Regions from separate parts of the Homo sapiens genome. Here regions 1 and 3 are each linked to region 2. Evidence: read pairs that join two places in POLR2A ChIA-PET (ENCODE). Cell type or tissue: OCI-LY7. All regions are shown on one strand.

Region 1 (8,000 bases), 210 kb after region 2:
CCGCCATGTTCCCGGACTGCACCTGACTCCCTCAGGGATGTCGCCCTGAATCTTCTGTGTTGTAAGCTGTTTGCTCCGCGACTCTGTGAGTTCACTGAGGAGCATAAATTAAACGAGTCATTACTGTTAATGTGCTTGCCACGGTGCCCGCAAGTAGTGAGCACTATTTAATTGTTAAAAATTTATTTAAATGAAATTAAAAGGACTGTATATAGTTTGTCTATGTAATATATCCTTGGGGTCCGGCACCAGAGTGGGCAGTCAATGAAGAATGATTCAATGAACGAAGGAACCTGACAAAATACAGCTGAACAGTAACAAAGACAGAAGTCCTCGCAGGATCACAAAGGCCTGAATTTTGGAACACAAATGCAACTGACTGCCCACAGCAGTGCCTCCAGGTCCCCACCCCAGCTCTCCCACAGTAAAGCCGCTCAGGTATTTGCTTTCATGAATGGAGGGAAAGAGCTCCTGTTTACAAAGTGACTTCCTGGGATTTTTTGGCCTTCCTCCAGGCAGAAGCAAGGCTACAGAGGAAGGCCCAGCCAGGGTGAGGACCCAGACTCCTACAGGCGGTGGAGGGATAAAGTTCCGAAAGAGATTTCCCAAAGAGGGATCTCCAGAGGTCTCTAAACAGCCTTTCTCTTCAATGGCAAAAGAGCTGGTAAAGGGGTGAGTCTGTCCAGACAGCACTTCCCCAGCAAAGGGTCCAGGCAGCTCTTCACTGGAAGGCAGGTATAGAGTGAAGGCCTCTAAGGTGACCTACAGGCTTGTTTACCCCATTTATTTGCTTATCTAATTATTTTTGCAGTCCAGGCCTTGTTGGAATTATCACAATTTGTGAATTAGTGGGATCTGAAGTAATAGGGTTTCTCAGTATCTTTAATTATACTTAGGGATGGGAGGATAATTCCCTCATTTAGAAAAGAGACAAAGGGAATTAATTAAACACACAAAAAATGAGACACCACGGTTAGATACAGGAAAGGATTTCCTGCCTATGAATGTGGTTTTACATTTAAAACTGGACAGAGTGGGTGAATCTTTGAAAAATCTTTCAAAATAAGTCCTGTTTCTGGTTGTCTGGCCATGTAGGTTTTTGTGTCCTGAAGGCACAGGTTATGGAAAATCTCTGAAGACTCTGAGCTTCCTCCAGGTTTGATATTTTATTATAATCATTTTCTGAAGGGAGGAATGGTGAGACTGTGTTGTAATTATCTCCGGCTAGAGAAAGGGCACAGCGGTGGCCCATCTCTAAATGCAAGGACTACAAACAGTTACTCTAGGAGTTATCAACCGCTTTTATACTCAATTGGCTTTAAAGAAAAAAAAAAAACTAGCCTTTCTTTCACATCTAAACATGCTTTTTCCTGTGGGTTTACATTTTCTCCCCAGTCTTCCAATGGGCATTCATGAGCGCACCAGTTATTATGCAAACGCTGCTTTTGAAAGAAAACGAGGCACCATTAGATTTTGTTCAATGAAATGTTTTTGACCTACTAGGCATGTGAGGTCGGGTCATCATTTCTTTGATGACGACTCCCATCTACCCAGTTCTGGCCCCTACCAGCTACCTCTGCCCTGTGTCCTACTGGCTTTCGAAGGCTGAATGTTGACATTTCTGACCCATGAAGCTTTTACATGGAACACAGGATATCGAGAGCCTGAAATTGGCCGTGGTTGGAGTCTTCCATTATGGAAACTGGCAAAGGCTCCAAATCAGAGATACTCTCCCGCCCTCAGAACATCCACACTCACACCATGGCCCAATCCCACCTACACAATCCTCCTCCCTCAGTACTTACCCTGAGTAAAGACCAAGGAATTAATCAACCGGCAAAAACCACCTGTACTTATTATTGAAGAATAAAGTTTGCTTACAGGAAAAATGAGGCAGCATTTTAAATTGTTCTAGATTATTCCATATAACTCGGATTGCTAAGGAGACGTGACATCCCCACACTTATCAAGCTAGCTAGGAAGACGCAATATTCTCCATCAAAAAATCAGCGATCAAAAGAGTTGGGTCTAAGAATCCAATACATTCATCTCAAAGCATGTCCTAAACCCATAAACCGCCATCCACATAGGTACCAGGCTTGGAGTTTTTGCTTCCTAACACCTCCCCAAGGCTGATTTACATGTTTAACCTGCTGGATTTTCTGGAGTGAGCCAATCAGTCCTGAGGCCAAGGCCACCAAAAATTGTTTTCATAAGTGTTTTTAACCAAATGATCATTTTGGAATGAAGTTAACAGGCTATGCTATCTAGAACAATCCATGTAGTCTGAGGCTCTGTTTAAATTCCAGCTCAATGACCCAGGATTGATTTCTTTCTTGTCCCTTAGAAAAGAAGACATGTTTTCATTGACAACTCTAAAAATTAAAGTTTTCCACTCTCTTTTCTCTAAATTTCTCCTGTATGTTTTACTCATTCTTAGTATTTTAAATAGGAAATGAGAGAGGGATGGATTAAATGGTACAGGGTCCATGACACCTCCCTGGGGTCCAGACAGCCTCCCCTCCTCACCATCCCCTCCCTCCCACTCCCATTTTGCAGTGTTTACTCCCTGGAGTCCAGGCAGCCTCCCCCTCCTCACCATCCCCTCCCTCCTACTCGCACTTTGCAGTGTTTGCAATTGTTCTATTCCTAGAAAGACATTTTAAACTTAAGTACAAGAAAAAGTGCTTGTTCACGGTAAGGCGGGAAAAGACAGCTCCATTAATACTTTGTAAACGTATCACCGTCTCCTCTAATTAGGTGCCTGCAGTACCTTCCTGAAAAACAAAACAAACTGACAAACAAAAGCCTACTCTCCACCAGGCAGAAAAAAAATAGTTTAGAGAGAAATGTGATAAAATGTTTGGTACCTACTCCTTTTTAAAAATATTATGCTGCAACAATCTCTGCTTTCTGCACAAAGAGACATGAATACATCCATATTTATCACCGCCATTACATCTCATTGATGTTAGGATTGGCAGAAGGACAATGACATGAATAAAGCTGGCTGGTGAGCTAGACGAGTGGACATTCTTGACAGCTCACAGTGTTACCGAGCTCTGTTTGGCTCTCAACACCAACCTTCTGCCCCCACTGTCAATGCTGGTGCACCCAGGACTTGGATCTGGAATCCCTGCTTTTCTCCACTTACCATTTTTGATTCTGATTCTAAAGCTTTAAATACTCCAGAATTTTGTGACTCTCAGATTTCTCTCTCTACTCCTGACCTGCCTGCAAACACTTTCATCCAATTGCCTACTTGGGGTATCGATCCAGATATTGATGGGCGTCTTACACTTGACATATCCCAAACAGAATTCTATTTCCCCTCTGCCTTCTCATTCCAGTAAATGTATCAATGTCTACAGTTACTGAAGTGAAAGACCCTAAGTTGGGAGCTTCCAAAACCCAGCTCACATCCTGCTACCTCCCTCCGTCGTTCTTTCCATCACAGCATCATGCTTGCACCACGGCACTGGCTTTCCATGCGGCCTTTCTTCTCTGTTCTGTGTTCTCCATACAGCAGCTGGGGTGAGCTATGGAAAACCTTAACCCGGTGGTTTCACTCTCTTCCTGTATCCTCTCAAGGAATTCTACCCACCCTGACCTAAAGGGGCCCCCTCACCGCCACCTGCCAGCTAGCTTAGCATCCACCCTACCCCATTCACACAGGGCTTCTTGATGTATCTCAAACAACTCTAGCTTGTTCCTGTTTCAGGGCAGTTGCAGGTGTTTGTTCTTCCTTAAATGACTTCATTCCATTTTTGCACACGGCTGGTTTCCTCATGTCAGCCACATCTCGGCTTCTCTGCGGCTTCCTCAGAGAGGCCCCTCCTAGCCATATAATCTAACGTAGCCTTGGAATCTTCATCGTCCCATCACTCTGTGGTGTTTTCATCACACTGCCTCTCCCTTTCTGCTATGAAAGGTTTTATTTGTGTGTGCTGTTCATCTTTCTCCCCTCTAATGGAAGTTCTACCAGATTCGAGACCTCGCTTATTCAGCGGTGCAGCTCTTGGGTCTTGGGCAGTGTCTGATACTTACTAAGGACTTTGCCAGTGTGTGGAGAATAAAAAACTAAGTTAATGATGATTTCTTCAGTTTAAGTGAAGTCCAGAGTTGAATAAGCATAGGAGAGAAAGAGTCTTCACTAAGTTCTGCTTTTGCCAGAGGAACATTCAACTCCAGCTAAATCATGTTCTTCACCTCTCACTCTCCTTTTCTCTCTTATACACACACACACAAACACATATATACACATAAACACACATGTGTATATGTGTGTATGTGCACGTGTGTGTGTGTGTGTTTGTGATAACTTTCTGTGCTGCATTGGAGGACTCAGTTTGTTAAGACCTTACTCTTTCAACCAGTGCCCTGGTCATGTGTATGCTTATCAGAGAAAAATCATACTCTATGAAACATCAACAGGTTAGAGATAGAAGAAAGGGCTGCAAGAGAGGAAAAAGAAGCAAAGAGGGCAGAAACATTCTTGCTTTTCAAAGAGCAAAGAGTGAAATTTGGCTGCCTGGTTCATTTTGTCCCCCTTTCCTATCTGAAAAATTTCCAGAAACCTTGGGATTTCACAGTTATGTTCTGTGCTTGGCAACTCTGAATGATACAAATAATTCTTAGTAGGAAATAAAATGACTGATATACCTAAATAGGGAAGAAGTATTCTGGGATGTATAGATCCAAAAGTCTTCCAAACCAGCTTCCCATCTTGGCAAAAGAGCATAGAATCAGAATTCCTATCAGCTGACTCAGAACAGTTAGGGCAAAAAGAACAGTGGTGGCAACCTCTGCTCACACCGCCAAACATGCAGATGATCTCTGAGGGTCTGGCAATATTCACTGCAAAGGGAAATAATCAAAACGTAACATTTGCTGCATAGGTATGGGAGAGAGCATTTTAGGATGGAGCATTGCATCATGATAAGGTCTGCAGGAAAAATAAAAAAAAAGGAATGACCAATAGTCTTAAGAAAAAGCGATCACATTGGCCAGATGCTGTGGCTCACGCCTGTAATCCCAGCACTCTGGGAGACTGAGGCAGGTGGATCATCTGAGGTCAGGAGTTCAAGACCAGCCTGGCCAACATGGTGAAACCATATCTCTCCCAAAAATACAAAAATTAGCTGGGTGTGGTGGTGCATGACTATAATCCCAGCTACTTGGGAGGCTGAGGCAGGAGAATCCTTTGCACCCGGGAGGCAGAGCTTGCAGTGAGCTGAGATCGTGCCACTGCATTCCAGCCTGGGTGACAGAGCGACACTCCATCTCAAAAAATAACAATAAAAAAAAAGAAAAAAAGTCTGGGCACAGTGGATCATGCCTGTAATCCCAGCACGGTGGCTCATGCCTGTAGCCCCAGCACTTTGGGAGGCCGAGGCAGGCAGATCACTTGAGGTCAGGGGTTTGAGACCAGCCTGGCCAACATGGTGAAACCCCACCTCCACCAAAAATACAAAATTAGCTGTGTGTGGTGGTACATGCCTATAATCCCAGCTACTCGGGAGGCTGAGGCAGGAGAATCCCTTGCACCCGGGAGGTGGAGCTTGCAGTGAGCCGAGATCACACAACTGCACTCCAGCCTGGATGACAGAGCTAAACTCCGTCTCAAAAAAAAAGAAAAAAAGTCTGGGCATGGTGGCTCATGCCTGTAATCCCAGCACTTTGGGAGGCTGAGGCAGGCAGATCACTTGAGGTTAGGGTTCGAGACCAGCCTGGCCAAAATGGTGAAACCCCATCTCTACCAAAAATATAAAAATTAGCTGGATGTGGTAGTGCATGCCTATAATCCCAGCTACTCAGGAGGCTGAGGCAGCAGAATTGCTTGAACCCAGGAGGTGGAGGCTGCGGTGAGCCAAGATCATGCCATTGTACTCCAGCCTGGACAACAAGAGTGAAACTCGGGAAAAAAAAGAAAAAGAAAAAAGAAAGAAAGAAAGAAAGAGAGAGAAAGAAAAGAAAAGGAAAGGAAAGAAAAAAAAGAAAGGAAAAGAAAAAAGAAAGGAAAAGAAAAGAAAAGAAAGCCATTACAGTTAGATCAGGGCTCTTCCCAGAGCAATCCTTCTGTCTGTGGTGGAGATGTGACTTCTTCCACAATGTAGAGAAGTACTGGATGGATAAATAGTAGAGGGAAGAAAAATTATATTCTCCTTTCTTAAATTTCCCTCATAATTCAAGGGTTACTTTTTCTGGCAACATACCATTATTCTTAATAAAAGCCTCACTTGGAAACTTTGAGGTTGGAACTGGAAATAAATTCGTGTTGGAAAATGAAAGCTAGAGATCTCTCTGCAAGTCTTTCCTGAAAACATCGCTGCTGTGGTGAAGCGATGTTGCAGAGGAAAGCGGAGCTCACTGCCCCGGAGCCCGTGCAGCTGTCTGGATGGGGCTGGGGAGCCGAGTCATCTAACAGTGCCAAACCGTATCTGGAGTGCCGTTTATCGAAGCAAGTCTTGTTTTCATCTTCCCGTGATCTTATCTCCTCTTCTGTGTGAACGTTTTTGTGTAGGCACCGTCACCATTTAGATTTATTCATACATAGCCATCAGGTGCCCAGAATGTTAAAGGAAAGAGGTTTAAAGCAAAGTCTTTAATTATTATATTATTAAATATATATTATATATTACATTATAATATTACATTGTATTATTATTTAATATTTACCCTACTTTGGAAAAAATGTGAGCCAAGAAAGCAGCAAGCAAAGCTTACCGAAGAATAGCCACGCTACAACCACCTATTTGGTGTCCTGTGCTCACAGCCAGTGTCTTTCGCAGAGTAGATTAAAATTAGAGACTCAGAGCTCACCTATAGACTCACAGCTCACCTGTAGACTCAGAGCTCACCTGTAGATTCACAGCTCACCTGTAGACTCAGAGCTCACCTGTAGACTCACAGCTCACCTACAGACTCAGAACTCACCTATAGACTCAGAGCTCACCTGTAGACTCAGAGTTCACCTGTAGACTCAGAGCTCAGCTATAGACTCAAAGCTCACCTGTAGACTCACAGCTCACCTGTAGACTCACAGTTCACCTGTAGTCTCAGAGCTCACTTGTAGACTCAGAGCTCACCTATAGACTCAGCTCACCCGTAGACTCAGAGCTCACCTGTAGACTCAGCACATACCAGTCAGAGGTAATTGCAACAGAAAGCACCTGTGGCCAGTGGGAATGCACGATCCCCTAGTGCCAGGCCCACTCTGATGCTGCTCCAGGGATGCCATACCGGGCTCTGCCTTGCCTCCTGGTGGCCTGGCTCTGCCTGGGCCTTGATGACTCTGCTTCAGTTGCTGGACCATTGCAGTCTCACACTTTGCGTTGGTCCTTCCTCCCCACCCTCAGCAAAGAGTCACTGTCGGCACTGCCTGCGTTCCACTTCCTGTGGCAGGTTCTTCACCATTTCCCAAGTGCTTGTGTATGGGATGACCTCCATGCCTTGGTCATCTCCACAAGATCAACATTACACTGATCAAATCTCAGGCCAACTGCTCTGCATAACTTACATGCAATGCAGCCTAATGCCAACACCAAGGGTCAGAGGGAGTCAGGCAGTGATGCGTTCAGGACAGGCTACCCCAAATATGGCACCTTGGCATTGGAGAAAACAGCAGAAGCAAGAAGGTCACTCTCCAACCTCGTCTTGCCCTTCTCCCTGAAGCAGAGCTTTCTCCGTAAGATCTGGAGAAAGGGAACATCCTTACTTCTGACAACACAGAGACACAGAGAAGCATCTGAACAAGCAGGCTTTGCTGTGTTCTTAATGAGGAGAAAAGTCTTGCAAAACACATAGATACTTTCTACCTATATGCTACACCTATACTTGTTCTCATACGTGGTTTTGATTCAGATAAAAGTCCCTATTTTAGGGAAGCAATTTTTGTTGAACTTCAGGTAACTTAGATATTGAACCCTTGACCCTAAGGGGGTCATGAGGTCTGTTGGCTCTTACAAGGTGTCCCCCAGGAGGTGAATGGTGACATTAGA
Region 2 (8,000 bases):
GATTCAATAGAGGACTTTGGCAGGCGTTGGGGAAACAACTTGGTTCCCAGCAGTACTATTCCAGCTTGAATTTTTAGCAGTAAAATAAAATCAAAAACAGAAAAGAGGTTGTTAGTTAAAAACTGGTATAACCACTTTGTGGAAGCTTACATAGTCATTCAATATTATATTTCCAAGGTCGTTCCATGACATAGAGAAGGCCTTGAGTATATGATAAGCACAAATGGTCACATGAAATTGTGCATAAGTACACAGTTTATTGACAACTACGTAGAGAAAGAGACATCTGCCTAGAAAAAAAATGCTGAAAGGTGATACATAAAAATACTGATAAAGGTATGTTTAGGTAGTAGGTATATTTTACATTTTTTTCTGTTATTCTGTATTTTCAAATATTCCTTCATGAATATATACTGCTTTTTACTAAAAAAAAGTTTGAATTATCCTATTAAATTTATGGTCATGATTTTTAAGAATAAAATAAATATGGAATAGAATAATTTACACACTACTAAATTGATGAGTTAATATTTTCCTTGAGTTTATAAACTCAAATTGGATCAAATTATTAAAATTCAAAAAAATTCTAAAGGAAGGTTATTTTTTGAACTTCGGTTCTCAAATGTAATTTGAACGTATTAACTTCCAACACTAGCAACAAAAATATCCATCGCAAACGAGAGTCATTTGCAAGCTTGCTTTGGCAAAATAAGCCCTTTTCAAATGGGACCTTACACAGTATTCCAATATAAAATTCACACTGAAATGAAGCCCCTCTAGTGAATACCAATTTGGGGCCCTGCCCATGCCCATCCTCCTGGAGGCTCCCAAGGAACCTCTGTTGAACCCAGGGTTCCGTGAGCCACAGTTCTAATGCTCTTGGACAGAGTAGAGTATGAGCCCTGGGTTTTAAGTCCCAGCTCTACAGGTAACTATTTGCATGATATTCAGAAAGTTGTAGCATGATGTTGATGAATTATATTATCTCTGGGGTCTCCTCCAAGTCTGTAGTTCTTTGAATCTGTTTGACTAGGGTGGACCATGCCAGTATGCATTTTTGTTTTCTTTTTTTTTTGAGATGGAGTCTCACTCTGTCACCCAGGCCGGAGTGCAGTGGTGCAATCTCAGCTCACCGCAAACTCCGTCTCCCAGGTTCAAGTGATTCTCCTGTCTCAGCCTTCCAAGTAGCTGGGATCACAGGTGCCTGCCATTATGCCTGGCTAATTTTTGTATTTTTACTAGAGATGGGGTTTTACCGTGTTGGCCAGGCTGCTTTCAAACTCCTGATCTCAGATGATCCACCTGCCTCAGCTTCCCAAAGTGCTGGGATTACAGGCACGAGCCACCGCATCTGGCTGCTAGTATGCATTTGTTTAAATTATCAAATGGGAATCTGAAATGGGGCAATGGGAATTAAGAAAAATCATCTTTTTTTATTTAGAACTATCTTCAGACATGAACCCTCACAGTTGAACACATTACTTCACAATAAATATAGGCTGCCCTTCCGTGCCCCTCAGCCAAATGCCTTTTTAATTTTTTTTTTTATTTTCAACTCTTGCAACTAAATAAAGCAATCATACCACTAGTGTGACGGTTAATTTTATGTGTCAGCTTGGTTGGGCCATGGTGCCCAGATATGTGGTCAATCTTTATTCTGGATATTTCTGTGAGGATATTTTTGGGTGAGATTTCCCTGATATGGGTGAGCCCCATCCGATCTGCCGAAGGCCTGAAGAGCACAAAAAGCTGACCTCCCTGCAAGCGAGAGAGAATTCAGCAGCAAACAGCCTTCAGACTTCATCTGCAACATCAGCCCTTTCTGGCTCTGCACGAAACTGTCTTCAGACTCAAACTGCAGCTTTTTCCTGAGTCTCCAGACTGCTTACCACCCCCATCAGATTTTGGACTCACCAAGCCTCCACTGTCCCATGAGCAAATTCCTTAAAATATCCACCTATCTATCTCCTATTGGTTTGTTTCTCTGGGAACCCTGACTAATGCAACCACCTTTATCATAAACTCGGAAGAGAATTCTCCATGACCCTCACATGTCTGCACATCTTCTGAGTAGAGGCCGTGAGAGTCTTTGTCCTGGAGTATCTTGTGAAAGATAGTTAAATAGTGAACAGCTTTGGAAGACAGAGACTGTGTGTCCTTCAAAGCAAAGGGCAGGTATGCCTACTGCTTCTTGTGAAAGGCAGCTTCCCATCCTCCAAGTTTAGGTTCACCTCCTGAAATGCAATCCACTGCATGTGCAAATGTCACCTGACCCTCCTTCAGTCACCCTCTGGGGGTGGGGAGTAGGAGAACCAAAATTGCTGATACTCTGCCTACTGCTATTGCTTGAGTCATAAAGTCCTTTTGGTCTTTGACCCAGAGTACTCATATCTTCTGTCAGCATTCACAAAACTAGGACAGGCTAACTTGAAACCTTACAAATAGGGTAAAATATTAGATCCTTCCCAGTTCCTTACAGTCCACATAAAATATGCCAAAGGGTCTATAATCAGAATCTCATCAAATGCATTGTGTGGTGTCTTGAAAATATATCTACAAATCCTTTGACAATCCTTCTTTGAAAAGGTGAGGTTCAATTCTGCTCCTCTGCGTGTCAGCTGGACTTTGTAACTTGCTTCTACAGAAATAGAATGTGGCAGAATGGGAGGCTAAGGTGGAGGGATCCCTTGAAGCCAGAAGTTTGAGACCAGCCTGGGCAACAGAGCAAGACCCTGTCTCTACAAAAAAGTTTAAAATTGACCAGGCGTGGTGTCTCACACCTGTAATCCCAGCACTTTTGGAGGCCAAGGTGGGCCGAATCATTTGAGGTCAGGAGTTCAAGAGCAGCCTGGCCAACACGGTGAAACCCCATCTCTACTAAAAATACAAAAATTAGCCAGGTGTGATGGTGGGTGCCTGTAATCCCAGCTACTCAGGAGGCTGAGGAAAGATAATCATTTGAAACGAGTAGGCGGATGTTGCACTGAGCTGAGTGTGCCTTTGCACTCCAGCCTGGACGACAGATTTAGACTCTGTCTGAAAAAAAAAAAAAAAAAGTTGAAAATTAGCTAGGCTCAGTGGCGTGTGTGCACCTGTAGTCCCAGCTACTCAAGTGGCTGAGGCGAGATGATAGCTTGGGCCCAGGTGTTCAAGACTGCAGTGAATCATGATCGCACCACTGCATTCCAGCCTGGGTGACAGTGAGACTCTGTGTCTACAAACAAATAAACAAACAAAAGCAAAAAACAAGACACATGAGCCATTCTATGGATGTCTTCAAATAAGCAACTATTTACTCTTATTGTCTTTATATGTGACAATATCCAAAGGGCAGCCTATTCACTCTGGAACATCTCACATGAGCAATTATACAGTGAAAGGAGCAAAAAAAGAAAAAAAATTAAAACCCTGAACATGAGCGATGGAATCAGAAGTGTCTATTCTGCCTCTTACTAAGAAGTGACCACACCCAAAGTCACTGAAGCTCTCTGATTTTCAGGTGATTTTGGATGACTAGTGTAGTCATACCTAGCTGTCTGGATAATTTTGATGATGAAATCAGAAACATAATAGCATTTATTATCTACTAAACATTGTGTACCGGAATTTAGAGCCATGATTTCTTTTAACATATCCAAACCATCTAGAATTGTGCCTGGCACATGTTATGTAATGCATAAACCTTAGGCCCTGTCTTCTCCCAACATAGAAGATTGATACTTGATCATGTGCCCATGATCTCAGTTTATGTGCCTTAAAATAAAATCCATGACTTCCTCTTGTTATGATGATGGCAAACATCTACTTGTAACTGTGCTCTAGTTAAAAAAAAAAAGTAATACTTCAACTTTTATGATTACAAGGCAATACACATTAAAATGACTCATTCTGATGAAGATATCAAAGTTACTGCTATCCAATGTGACTCTACTTCAGTCATAAAGAAAACGTTCTCATGTAGCCAGAGTCATCACAGTGGAAAAACAACTTCACTCCTTCCCTGAGCACTTGTGACAGCACCTCAGGTCTCACAGATGGGCTCAGGGGTCCCACAGGTGAGGTGCACACACCCAAGGTTCTGTACAGAATGATATATTGCAATACAAGTAAAAGAACATTAGAGCTTCTATGCACATTTATTTTTATCTGATTCATTTATTACGTGTATGTTTCTGTGTATCCTTTATAATGCTCAAAATATAACAGAAGACTTACCTGTCTCTATATTGTTTGTTCCTATCACTGTCTAATTGCTCATGGAAGCCACCCAGCAGGAAGGGGCTGGTCTTACACATCAGCAAATGTTAATGTCTTTATATGTTCATGATCAAAACCTTTTTACTGATGAGGTGTGTATCCTCAAAATATTTGGAAACCTCTGCTGCAGACCATCATTTAGATTAGAGTTGAAACTGACACTTAGCATTTAGATGGACTAAGACTAATTATGTCACCAATTTACAACAAGAATATTTTACAAAAATAAAACATAAAACGGCCTGGCGTGATAGCTCATGCCTGCAATCCTAGGACTTTAGGAGGCTGAGGCGGGTGGATCACTTGAGCTCAGGAGTTCAAAACTAGCCTGGGCAACATGGCAAAACCATATCTCTGTAAAAAACACAAAAATTAGCCAGGTGTGGCGGCACGAGCCTGTAATCCCAGCTGCTTGGGACTAAGGCAGGAGGATCACTTGAGCTGGGGAGGTGGAGGCTGCAGTGAGCCCAGATCACACAGCTGCAATCCAGCCTGGGAGACAAAGTGAGACCCTGTCTCAAAAACAAAAACAACAAAACCCATAAAATAACTGTATTTAAGGGCTACTACAGCAGTGCTTCCACCTTTCAGATATGTCTATGCAGTGATCACCAAGTGTGAAGTGGCAGTTAGCTATAACCAGCTAAAACTGTTCTTGAACCAGACTAATACGACTTCTTTTCAGAACATTATTTGCATGGTGGTCTGGAATACTTGCTGTCTTTGCTGCTGGTCGAGTTCTCTGACAACCTGAAACAAGTGTTGAGGAACTGCTTCTATTTGGTCTCCAACATATGTCACATATTTCTGGGAAACATGATGAGCAACAGTGTGGTCCTTGTGAGAGATGGTGTCACTCTTTCATTTGTGCCAAGACGTATGTTTCTGCTGAACTGCAGACAAGTGGGAATAGCTTAAGTGTAAATTACCAAAAAGGTGAATGTCCTGGGAGAAAACAATGTTAAACCAGTAACAGTTTGCCAGAGTCTGCTAAGCAGGATGTCTCATACGGCTTGTAGTATATCAGGTTTATTAACTTAAAGATCCACTTTATCAGATCTCTAGCTAATCACTGAAATGATCATTTTTAAATTTAACATAGAGTTCTCTATCTATATTTTCACTACTATAATAACATATTAGAACTACTCACTGGTAATTGTTAATTCAATATGTGAAAGTAAAAAACTGGTATCCTTATAAGCACACAACCTAGATAAAGCTCTTATATTCTTTTTTGGTACAGAGAGAGAGAGATGGGTGAAATATTATTATTTCATAATTATTCTGTAGACCAGCAAAACTGCCATCCCAGGAATCATTTGGTTACAGCAGACCAAGAGGTTAAAGGAATGGTGAATTATTCATAGTATCCTTCACAATTGTAGAACATCCAAATAGAAACCGTGAGAAGTATTAGAGATCATTAATTATTTCTAGTTGCACATTGCAACTTCAAAAAGTCTCAGGATGAGTCAAATTTCCACTGTGGTTGTACACTATGGCCTCATCACACCAACTTTTATATTTTAAGTTACATATTGGGAATTTCCTCTGTGGAAAATAAGCTTACGGTAATGCTATGCTCTGCACAGTAAAATTAGACTTGAATGAATGGTTGAAAGAATGATATTGACTCTAATATGCTGTAGCATACATGAGCAAGTGGTTATGCCTACCGACAGAAAATTAGTTAACAAGGAAAGCTCTCAAAAGGAGGTAAAAGCTATATTTAAAGGAAATCTAAGTCAATTAGCTATTAAATACAATTGACTTACACTACTTGTGATTGAATGTTGAAAATATGTGTGTTAAATTCTATAAATGGTAATAAACTGTTTTCATCTTTATGAATAAAATTGAATATTCTTTAATAATTTGAAATACTGAAGTCACAACTATGCAAGAAGCAGTTTCCCATGATCATGAGTATTTTATACAAGCTGCTTATACATTTTTATACTCCTTTTAGAGTTCTATGGAGGTCACAAAATAAAATTTTGCATTTTGCTTTTCTGTTATTTCAAGTAGGATATATAGTAGAGTAGTAGATGTACATCCTCCTGGAATTTTTTTTTTTTTTTTTTTTTTAGATGAAGTCTCGCTCTGTCACCCAGGCTGGAGTGCAGTGGCACGATCTCGGCTCACTACAGTCTCCGCCTCCCAGGTTCAATCAATTCTCCTTTCTCAGCCTCCCGAGTAGCTGGGATTACAGGCATGCACCACCATATATATATGTATATATATATGCACTTCACCTCCCCAGGTGTGTCTGCTGCTATCCCTGGGCTTATGTTTCCCTGAAGCCCAAGTCTCTTTCTCTTGCCTGTGAGAACCATGGGCTTTGCCAACTCAGAGGTGTGGTCTTGCTCCACTTCCATCTCCAATACCATTTTATGGGGCTGTCCTTCCCTGCCCCCCACACACCCATTCAGCCTGTGGGACTCTTCTGGGAGGGCTTATTCTCTATTTGTCCCCTGTGATCTGCATCCTGAGATGACTTACTGTTTGAGTTATTCCTGTGGCCTTCCGCTGACGATTTGCCTTCTGTTATCACTGCAGACATCATGGGCATCACACACTATACATGTCCCTGGAAGTTCTTGCGGGGACTGGGTTGTTTCTTAGTGGTTTGGAGTCACTGTATGGCTAGTGGATTCATTTCCTACGCTGCCATAACAAAGTGCCACAGACAGGGTGTCACAATAACAGAAATGGACTGTCTCAAGTTCTGGAGGCTGGAAGTCCCAGACAAAGTTGTCGTCGGGTTGTTTCCTCCTGAGGCCATGAGGAAGAACCTGTTCCAGGCCTCTCTTCACTTCTGGCGGTTGCTGGTCCTCAGTTTTCCTTCCTTGGTGTGTAGAAACATCATCCCGATCTCTGTCTTCATGTTCACCTGGGCGTGTGCCTGTGTCCTAATCGCCATTTCCATAGGGCTATCAGTCATGCTGCATTGGGGCACTGGAGGACCTCATCCTACATCAATCACATCTGTAAAGACCCAGTCTCCAAATGAGGTCTCATCCTTAGGTACTGAGGTTTAGGGCATCAACATATGAATTTGACCCAATTCAACCCATAACACCTAATGACGTCTGTGTGCCTAGAGGATGCCCCCAAATCCTGCAAATGGCTCCACTTGCACTTACAAAGGCCTCACTGACCAATATGCCAACATTTTATTTATTTTTATTTTTATTTTATTTTTTGAGACAGGATCTCACTCTCTCACCCAGGCTGGAGTGCAGTGGCAATCATAGCTCACTGCAGCCTCAACATCCTTAGGTAAAAGGAACCTCCTGTCTCAGCCTTCTGAGGAGTGGGGACCACAGGTGCATGCCACCATATCTGGCTAATTTTCAAATTTATTTGCAGAGACACGTTCTGGCTCTGTTTTCAGAACCCCTAGGCTCAAGGGATTCCCCCACTTTGGCCTTCCAAAATGCTGGGGTTACAGGTGTGAGCCACCATGCCCAGCCTGCCTACATTTACATGGATTTTAACAGGCTGTAATTGTTTGAAAAGCCCAACTCGTGTGTGTGTGATTTTGTTTGCATGATTTTGACTTGATGATCCCATTTTCTTGTTTCTCTTCATTCCACCTCCTTCAAGATGACAAAGGCAGAAATCACAGGCTTTACCTTCTCATTTATAAAATGACTCAGCAGGTGGGCGCAGTGGCTCACACATGTAATCCCAGCACTTTGGGAAGCCAAGGCGGGCGGATCACTGGAGGTCGGGAG
Region 3 (8,000 bases), 140 kb after region 2:
ACGTCTAGCCAAAGTCCTAAAGCTGGCAAAGTTTATTCTGCAATCATTTACTTATCTGTGGGCCTCTGTACCACTTAGGGTTGGGCCCAGTTGTAAATGTGGTATTGACAAGGGATAGAGAAATAGATGATTGGAAATTGATTTATTCCTTTTGTAGGAGAAAAATGGACTATTTAGTAAATGATAACTTTTAACCCTTATTCATTCATCCAGAAAACCAAAATGAAAATGAAGAAATTAGATCTCCACTTCATATCGTGTGTAAAAATCAATTCTAGACTGATTAAAGTCTTAAGTGTAAAAAGCAAAATTAAAAATTTTAAGACAATATACAAAACAAAAATCAATATGACTATGGGATTTAGGAAGTTTTTTTATTATCATTTTTTCGAATGTCTTTTTAAACAAGACACAAAAATACACACCATTACGTACATGTAAAAGATTGATATATTTGACTATATGTAATTTAAAAAACCTGCTTCTCATAAAAAATGGAAAGTCAAGTCATAAAATAGAAGAAAATATTTGAAACATAAGAAAGCAGTAAGTGTTTAGAGTGCAGCATATATATATTCTTACATATATGTATGTTATATTTTAGCATATGTATAATTTTATATAAGAAAAATACATATTCTATTAAAGATAAGTGAGAAAATGACAGTTGAGGAGGGGCAAGTGCTCGGAAGTTTCTCTTCCGGCCATTTGTGGGCCATATGCTCCTTAGATGGGGTGAACTCTTAACAATCAATTATCATTAACAGCTATAAACTTTAACAAGATACAAAACAAACTGCTCTCTCAGAGCTGTGGCGACTGAACAAGCTCAGGAAGCTTTTGGAGGGAGCCAACCCTGAAGCGCGCGGGGGGCAGAGAACACGTTTGCATTTTTCTACTGCGCCTTTATCTTACAGAAGCTTCCACTGAGGCAGAGCTTACCAAGCCCAGCATCTCCTCCGCTGAAGGCAATCAGGGAGAAAACCCAAGAGCAGCCAGGAGGGAGAGAGGGAGAAAGGACAGCCTCGGAAAGCGGAGGGGGACGGGGGACATCTGATTCTGAGCATAAATGCCCCCCTCCCCACCGCCCCCAGCTCCGGCTGCTGTTTGAACCCCACATGCATAGATCAAACTGAAAGTGGCCTGAAATGATGGCTCAAAGAGCCGGAATAAAGTCTGAGCCATCTCGTCTAATGCTGGCGTAACTCTCCGCACAGAATCTAGTTGAATTAATTACTTACTCAACAAGAGTATCAACGTTTTTCTGAGCAATAACAGAGAATCCAAAGTCTAATGACATAGTAGATATTATCCAAGATTACTCAACCTACAAAAAGCCTAGAAAATGTGACCTCATCTCAGGGGAAAACATAGTCAATCGATATGAGGCCTGAGATGACCTCTGTTGGAATGATCAGACAAGAACATGAATAGTTATCAAAACTATGCTTGGTGTGGCAAAGGAAAATTCACTCATGACAAATGAAAACATAGGAAATGTCACTAAAAAATATAGAAAATGGCCAGGTGCAGTTGCTCACGCCTGTAATCCCAGCACTTTGGGAGGCCGAGGCAGACGGATCACCTGAGGTCAGGAGTTCGAGGCCAGCCTGGCCAACATGGTGAAACCCTGTCTTTACCAAAAATACAGAAATCAGCTGGGCTTGGTGGTGTGTGCATGTAATCCCAGCTACTTGGGAGGCTGAGGCAGGAGAATCACTATAACCCAGGAGGTGGAAGCTGCAGTGAGCCGAGATCACGCCACTGCCCTCCAGCCTGAGCAATAGAGTGAGACTCTGTCTCAAAAAAAAAAGAAACCATAAAAATGACCAAGTGGAAAATTAAGAGTGCATAGACAAAACGTCTACATGAACAACTTGACTGGAAGAACTTAACGGCAGAGCAGGGCCGGCAGTAAAAAGGGCCAGTGGACAGGAAGATGGATCCGTAAATGGTACAGAATCTGAGGATGTGAGAAAGAAAAAAAAGGATGGAATTTTAGGGAACCCTGAGATGATTTCAGAAGTCTAGCTTATGTGAAGAGGAGTCTTGAGGGAGAAGGGGCTAGAACACACATGAGGGACCCCAGGACACAGGAGACAGAGGATGAGGCAGAAAAGATAGTGAGGGAATCATGCTCAAAGTCATCCCAAATGGGGAAAGATGCAAATTGACATATTCAAGAACGTTAGTGAACCTCAAATAGGATAAAATAAAAAAAAAGCTTTGACTAGGCATATTATGGACAAACTGCTAAAACCAAAGATAGTGAGGAAACCCTGGGGTTACCAGGGAAAAATGACAAATTATACACAGGGGATTGATTATCTTAATTATTATTGAGTTCTCATCGGAAGCCATGGAGGCAACAAGATGGCCCCAAAACTTTTTAAATTGCCCAAATTTAAAAAAAACTAAACACCTGTTAATCCAGAATTGAAAGTTCAGTAAAAATATCCTTCTTAAATGAAATACAAATAAAAACATTTTCCAAAAAAAAAAAAATGAAAGGAATCGGCAGCCATTAGACCTGCACTTCCAGAAATGCTGAAAGAAGTTTTTGAAACTGAAGGAAAGAGATATGGGAGGAAATGTGGATCTTCAGGAATGAGTGATAAGCATCAGAAATGAGAAAATTGTGAGGCAAACATAAAAAGCATGATTTCTCCGTTTTTTAAAAATCATGTAGTCATTTAAAGCAAATCTAACATGGTCTTTATAATATATATATGTAACACGGTGGGATTTATAACATATATGTCATATGTAAGATGCCCTTAGCATATAATACAGCTGGAGAGGGTAAATGAATTAATATGTTTGCAGATTTCTCTCTCTTCTGTAGAGTGGTACGGTATTAACTCTAAGTAGACTACGAGAACAGGTATATTGTAATCCCTAGAGCAATCATTACAAAAATGCAAAGATACACAGCTAAAAAGGCAACTGATAAGTTAAAATAAAATTTAAACACAATCTAAAAGGAGGCAGGAAGGAGGGAAGAGAGAAACAAAACACAGAGGGGTGACAAAGAAATGATAAAATGATAGGCTTATTTTTATTCAATTTTGTGATAATGGACTGAACGGTCCACTTAAAAAGCAGAGACACCTGACTATTTGCTGTTTATAAAAGATGATGTACTTACAGTAGTTCAAAAATTAATGAATGGAAAATATAGTATCTAAACAGGAAGCATTTGAGGGCTGAAGTTGCTGTATTAACAGCAAACTCAGTCAAAATTGTTACCAAAGATAAGAAAATTTCACATTGATAAATAGACCAATTCATCAGAAGGCTATAACAAATATAAATCTCTATGCACCTAAAAATAAAGCCTCAAAATACATAAAGATAAAATAGTATTAGAGGGAGAAAGAGAAGATTTCACAAACATAGTAGGAGATTTAAAAATCCTTTTTCAAGCAACTGACAGAACCAACTGGAAGAAAATTAGTCACGACACAGAGAATCTAAATAACTCTATTATTCACCTGGATCTAATTGATGATAGAACAGTATGTCCCAAAACTAATTACTTTATTGAATAAAGCCGTAGTTAGTTGGAAAGTTGTAAGTTTAACTATAAATACAAAAGACTGAAAACAAGTAAGCTGAATTTTAAATTCCAAAAATCAGCAAGGAAAAAAATAAGCATCAGATCAAAATAAAAAATAAGAAAGAGAAATGCGAACAGAAATCGATACAATAGAGAAGTACAGGAACAGGGTGGCGGCAGCCATAGGAACAACCAATGATCACGAAAGAGAATAATTCAAAATTCCAAAAGCTGAGTTTTTAAAAATATTAATAATATCAAGACTGATGAAGGAAAAAGAGAGAGGAGATGAGAAAGGGAAATGGAGAGAGAACAGGAGGAGGATGAGGAGCAGACAGAGAGAGAATAAGAATGTAAATAAGAGTCCAGAGTGAGAAGAGGAAAATCATAGTCACCAAAGAGAGTTTGGTCAAGAGTAAGAGAAAATTTCAACATCAGAAAATCTATCAAATGATTTATCTCAAAAACTGCAGCACAAAAGTCTTAGGATAATCTTGATAAAGAAAATACATTTAAGTTCAAATTTATTTGTCAGAAAAAACTACCAAAAAACTAGTAAGGAATTTTTTCACTTGTTTGTTGATATTACTGAGTGTCAACTATATTCTAGCATTATTTATGCATTGAAATATAGCTTGGAATTTTATCGCTTTATTTTCATGTCATATTAATATCATTTTAGAGAGCTATAACCTTCCTAGGCAACACAGTATATCCATTTATAACCATTTATATAAACAGCTTAGGAATTGGCAAATTATATAACTGCCTCTCTCAGTTCAGAATCCTCTGTCATTCCTACACATAATAACTTTACTTTTTGTTTCTTTTGGCCTTTATAGGTATCGGCAAATATTAGCATATGTATTGAGTGTTGTCTTAGAGTGCTAAAATTAAGACCTGTAGTTATCAAGTGAACTATGGAACTACAGATCTTAGATTTCAAAAGGTGTAGGGTTTGTGTATATGTGCATGTGTGCACATGTGCACAGCGTGTGTGTATAATTTGTTTGTAACTTGACCTTTCCTTTCCTTGAAGAAGGGCACAGGAGACAGTCCTAGACAGGTTCTCCATATTTTCTTCGTTCAGAAGTGGCTCAAATCTATTTTTTTTGCAGGTGCTAAATAAAATCAAGATGAAGCTAAACAGATGGTCACACCTCCCTCTTCTCATCTCAGTTAGTCAGCCTGATTAAAATGGTCATTCTTCCAAAACTTGCATGTCTTATGCAAATGCTTCAAATATTTCCACAAACCATATGTCCAATATCCTAACTTGAGGGTGAGTAGATTTATGTGAAAAGTTAGTATCGACACCCACTCCAATAATGCATTCCCAGAGATTTCAAAGGAATTCCGTTGGGGTATTTTGGTTTGGCAGACACCGATAAAATGTAGAAATTTCTATTCGAGTGGTTAAAATATTCAGTCAGTGGTGTCTTTAACAAGAAGCAATCTGTACCCCTGAGTAGTTAACTGTGAACTTGACAAACATCAAATGCTTATGTCTTGTATAAGAAAATGACATTTTAGCCTTAAGTAAAAATTTAAGATGTCTTCATAACTTAAAAATAATTGTATTTCATTTCCTTTATTTAATCTGAATTGAAGACCCCATTTTTTGCCAAGATCCATGTTGAAGAAGAATGTCTGGAGTTGTGAATGAATGAATGAGTTTTCTGTTTACATTCTGTGGCCATGGTACAGATTGTCCAGAATGGCCCGCTCCCCATTCTGGACAATCACCTGAGGACTGAGTCCCAGGTTCCATGTCTGTTATGGTGATAATAATAGGTCACTTTAGGGGAGTCTGTGAGGATGACCTTCGGTGACCCGTGTGCAGAATCTCTCAGAATTGTGAGGCTCAGAAAACAAGACCCCAAAGTATGGCGCCAGAGCATGTCAAGTGCTTTGAGCTGGAGGAAATGGGAAGGCCGCCTACGCCAGGTCTCTCCGACCCTCTCCTGCCCTCATGTCTCTCTCTGCCCTCTTTCTGCCCCAAAGTGAGTCATAGAAAACAGAATTCCCCTTCCCTAAGGTGGGTCATGGGCACTAGAATTCCTCTCCCCAAAACCAGCCATGAAACTTAGAAAGGTCACTGTCTCTCTTCCTCCTCGGAGACCCTCATTCCAGAGGAGTCCTGCCCTCTTCCTGAGAGGTAAGGAACACAAATGGAGAAGCCATGGAGAACAGGAACAGGTGGGTCTTGCTGGGCTTACCCTCACTCTCTCACCATTAGATCACAGTCTTCTGTCCCATCACATTCCTACATGTCTGTCCATGCTTCCATCCATCCTAAGTGTAAAAAGACACAGTTTTCCCTGGGCCTTTGATTCTTCATTTCTGAAGGATCTCGTGTCATGTAAAATTTGGACTAAATATTATGCCTATTATGCTTTTCTCCTGTTAACCTGTCTTTTGTTCTAGGAGTCTCTGCTATGACCCTTGTGATGGGTGAGGGAAGACATCCCACCTATCGGACTCTACAGAATGCATGCTCAGGCCCTCCGTAAATACCTTCTGTCTATAGGAATATCGATGAAATACTCAAGTAATTAATCTTTTGCTGAGCATTTACTCTGCGCATGCAAAAATTGAAAATGGCCCACGTTTCTAGGGGGAAATATTACCGCCGAATTCATTGATTCTGGCTTCTGAACACTTCTTCAAGAAGCTGGTTAGAGCACCTACCTACATTCAGAAAATTCTTAAGAGAGATCAATATTGTATGGGGATTCTTGATTATCAGGTTAATTTGGACTATAAATACTCTCTTAATTGGTCTGCAATGCAATTACCAGTGAATCCCACAGCACCAAAAATGTGTAGTTATTCACACATACACAGGTCGATGACACAGGACCCTCTAGGAACACTGGTGCACTCTCTTTATTTGCAGAAATTATACATATGCTCTCGATTCAAGCCTCCAGGCTAATTACTGATCCTCCTTGATTAAAAATGTGAAATTTTAAATTAAACCTACGTTTAATCAAATATTTCATTAAAGTAATTTTAAAATGTTTTGCAAACCACACTATTAACATATTAGGAATGTTACACAATGTCCACTTTTATTAACACATCAATTAGTCAGCGTTTACTGCCTGGGTGACTGCTTTCCAACAAGGATTGTCAAGCCTCCAAGAGTTAATGATGGAAGTAGGCTGCAGGAAATCAGCTTTCCACTTTTCTCATTTTATTTTCTAACTTCCCATCCCTAAGTCAGGTTCTGACATACACGTTTGAATAAGAAGATGATCACCTGAGTAAGAAAAATATCATTTTGTTGTTACTATGTCTAGTTATTTATTCATGTCATAAGATAGCCCCTTTATCAGTTGAAAGCTCCTGGAATTACTTCTGATTTAAAGATTATAATGTCTTTTTGCTCCCAGGACTGAGCCTCCTGGCTCACCATGCACGCACACCTTTCACATAACTGATGTGTTCAGTGTCATCAGCCTGCTATTTCCTAGGGTCTTCTAGGGTGGACCACCTCTCCAGCCACTGTGGCCACAGCTGTGGTGAAAACCATCCAGTGGTCGTCCTTTTGCATGGTTCATAGTCAATAGAGACGGACAATTTTAGTCGTTGAAATTGTACTGCTAAGCAGACGTACCAAACCCATGAGTTGGATCAGAAGTGAAAGCTAGGATAGGTGTAAATTCAAAACACCTGCACTCGTACTATGGTGCCACATTGAATACTAAGGGAACAAATATTTTTGAGGCACAAAATGCCCAAATTAGGGATTTTGAGAACTGATTGTGTCTCTATAATACGCAAGTGGTGTGATGAAACGGGGGCAGTGTGCTTTGATGGTTTTATCCTCCAGAAAAAGTAGAGGCTCCCACCAGACCTTGTAACACATGTGTCATGAATCAATCTCACCTTCAATTTGTTTTCTTTATTTTTGACCTACTTGAGGCTCTCAGCTCTTTATCGGCAGACAAGAGTGTCTCTCCTTAGCAGACAAACCGGGGAGATACATTCAGATTGTATCTGTTTCCCTTTTAAATGGAAGACGGCTTTATCCTTCCCTCCCCACTGCCCGGTTTCCAAATGATTTCCACGATTCTCTCAATATGACCCAGTCTCTCAGACTTGGAATCTTCCAAAATCTCACCATCATATGGGCAGAAGTGGCACTTTGCTTTCTGGCTCAGTCTCAACCCCAAAACTCCACTGCTGCCCTTGTCTGCCTTCCCCCGGGAGGACTTCTCGTCGCCAGTTTCAGGGGGAACATGGAACTGTACTCATGATGGGATTTGGGCCAACCCATCAAAACCCATGACACTATCAATGTGTCTGTGCAGCTGACATGTGAATTATTTAGAAACCACTGGGCATGTAAACTGGAAGACCATGTGTTTGGACTGTTCAAATTGGCAAGTGACTGTCTGCTGAAACTTCCTCTGCTTCCTGTAATAGAACTCAA

Evidence for each region. Peaks named below come from ENCODE experiments on the same cell type or tissue, not always from the same donor. Only the 100,000 strongest peaks of a DNase experiment are listed, where the experiment ranks them.
Region 1: POLR2A ChIA-PET joins it to region 2 with 16 read pairs; 1 of 35 experiments calls an interaction of 5 or more read pairs at or near these places.
Region 3: POLR2A ChIA-PET joins it to region 2 with 5 read pairs; 2 of 35 experiments call an interaction of 5 or more read pairs at or near these places.

Annotation. Positions count from the first base shown.
Region 1 is chr10:3,651,469-3,659,468 of GRCh38, reverse strand. The region is part of intron 1 of LOC105376360 (a long non-coding RNA gene); the gene reads right to left. Among named protein-coding and RNA genes, the nearest start is that of KLF6, 130 kb to the left of the region's middle. In OCI-LY7, no CTCF peak of the experiment used is centred here; a DNase peak (open chromatin) is centred at 3,728; H3K4me3 peaks cover 1,105 bases; H3K27ac peaks cover 1,154 bases.
Region 2 is chr10:3,863,561-3,871,560 of GRCh38, reverse strand. No RefSeq gene overlaps it. Among named protein-coding and RNA genes, the nearest start is that of LINC02639, 34 kb to the right of the region's middle. RefSeq lists an enhancer at 1,359-1,858. In OCI-LY7, no CTCF peak of the experiment used is centred here; a DNase peak (open chromatin) is centred at 3,070; H3K4me3 peaks cover 1,028 bases; H3K27ac peaks cover 3,043 bases.
Region 3 is chr10:3,720,761-3,728,760 of GRCh38, reverse strand. The region is part of intron 1 of LOC105376360 (a long non-coding RNA gene); the gene reads right to left. Among named protein-coding and RNA genes, the nearest start is that of KLF6, 60 kb to the left of the region's middle. RefSeq lists an enhancer at 4,967-6,166. In OCI-LY7, no CTCF peak of the experiment used is centred here; no DNase peak of the experiment used is centred here.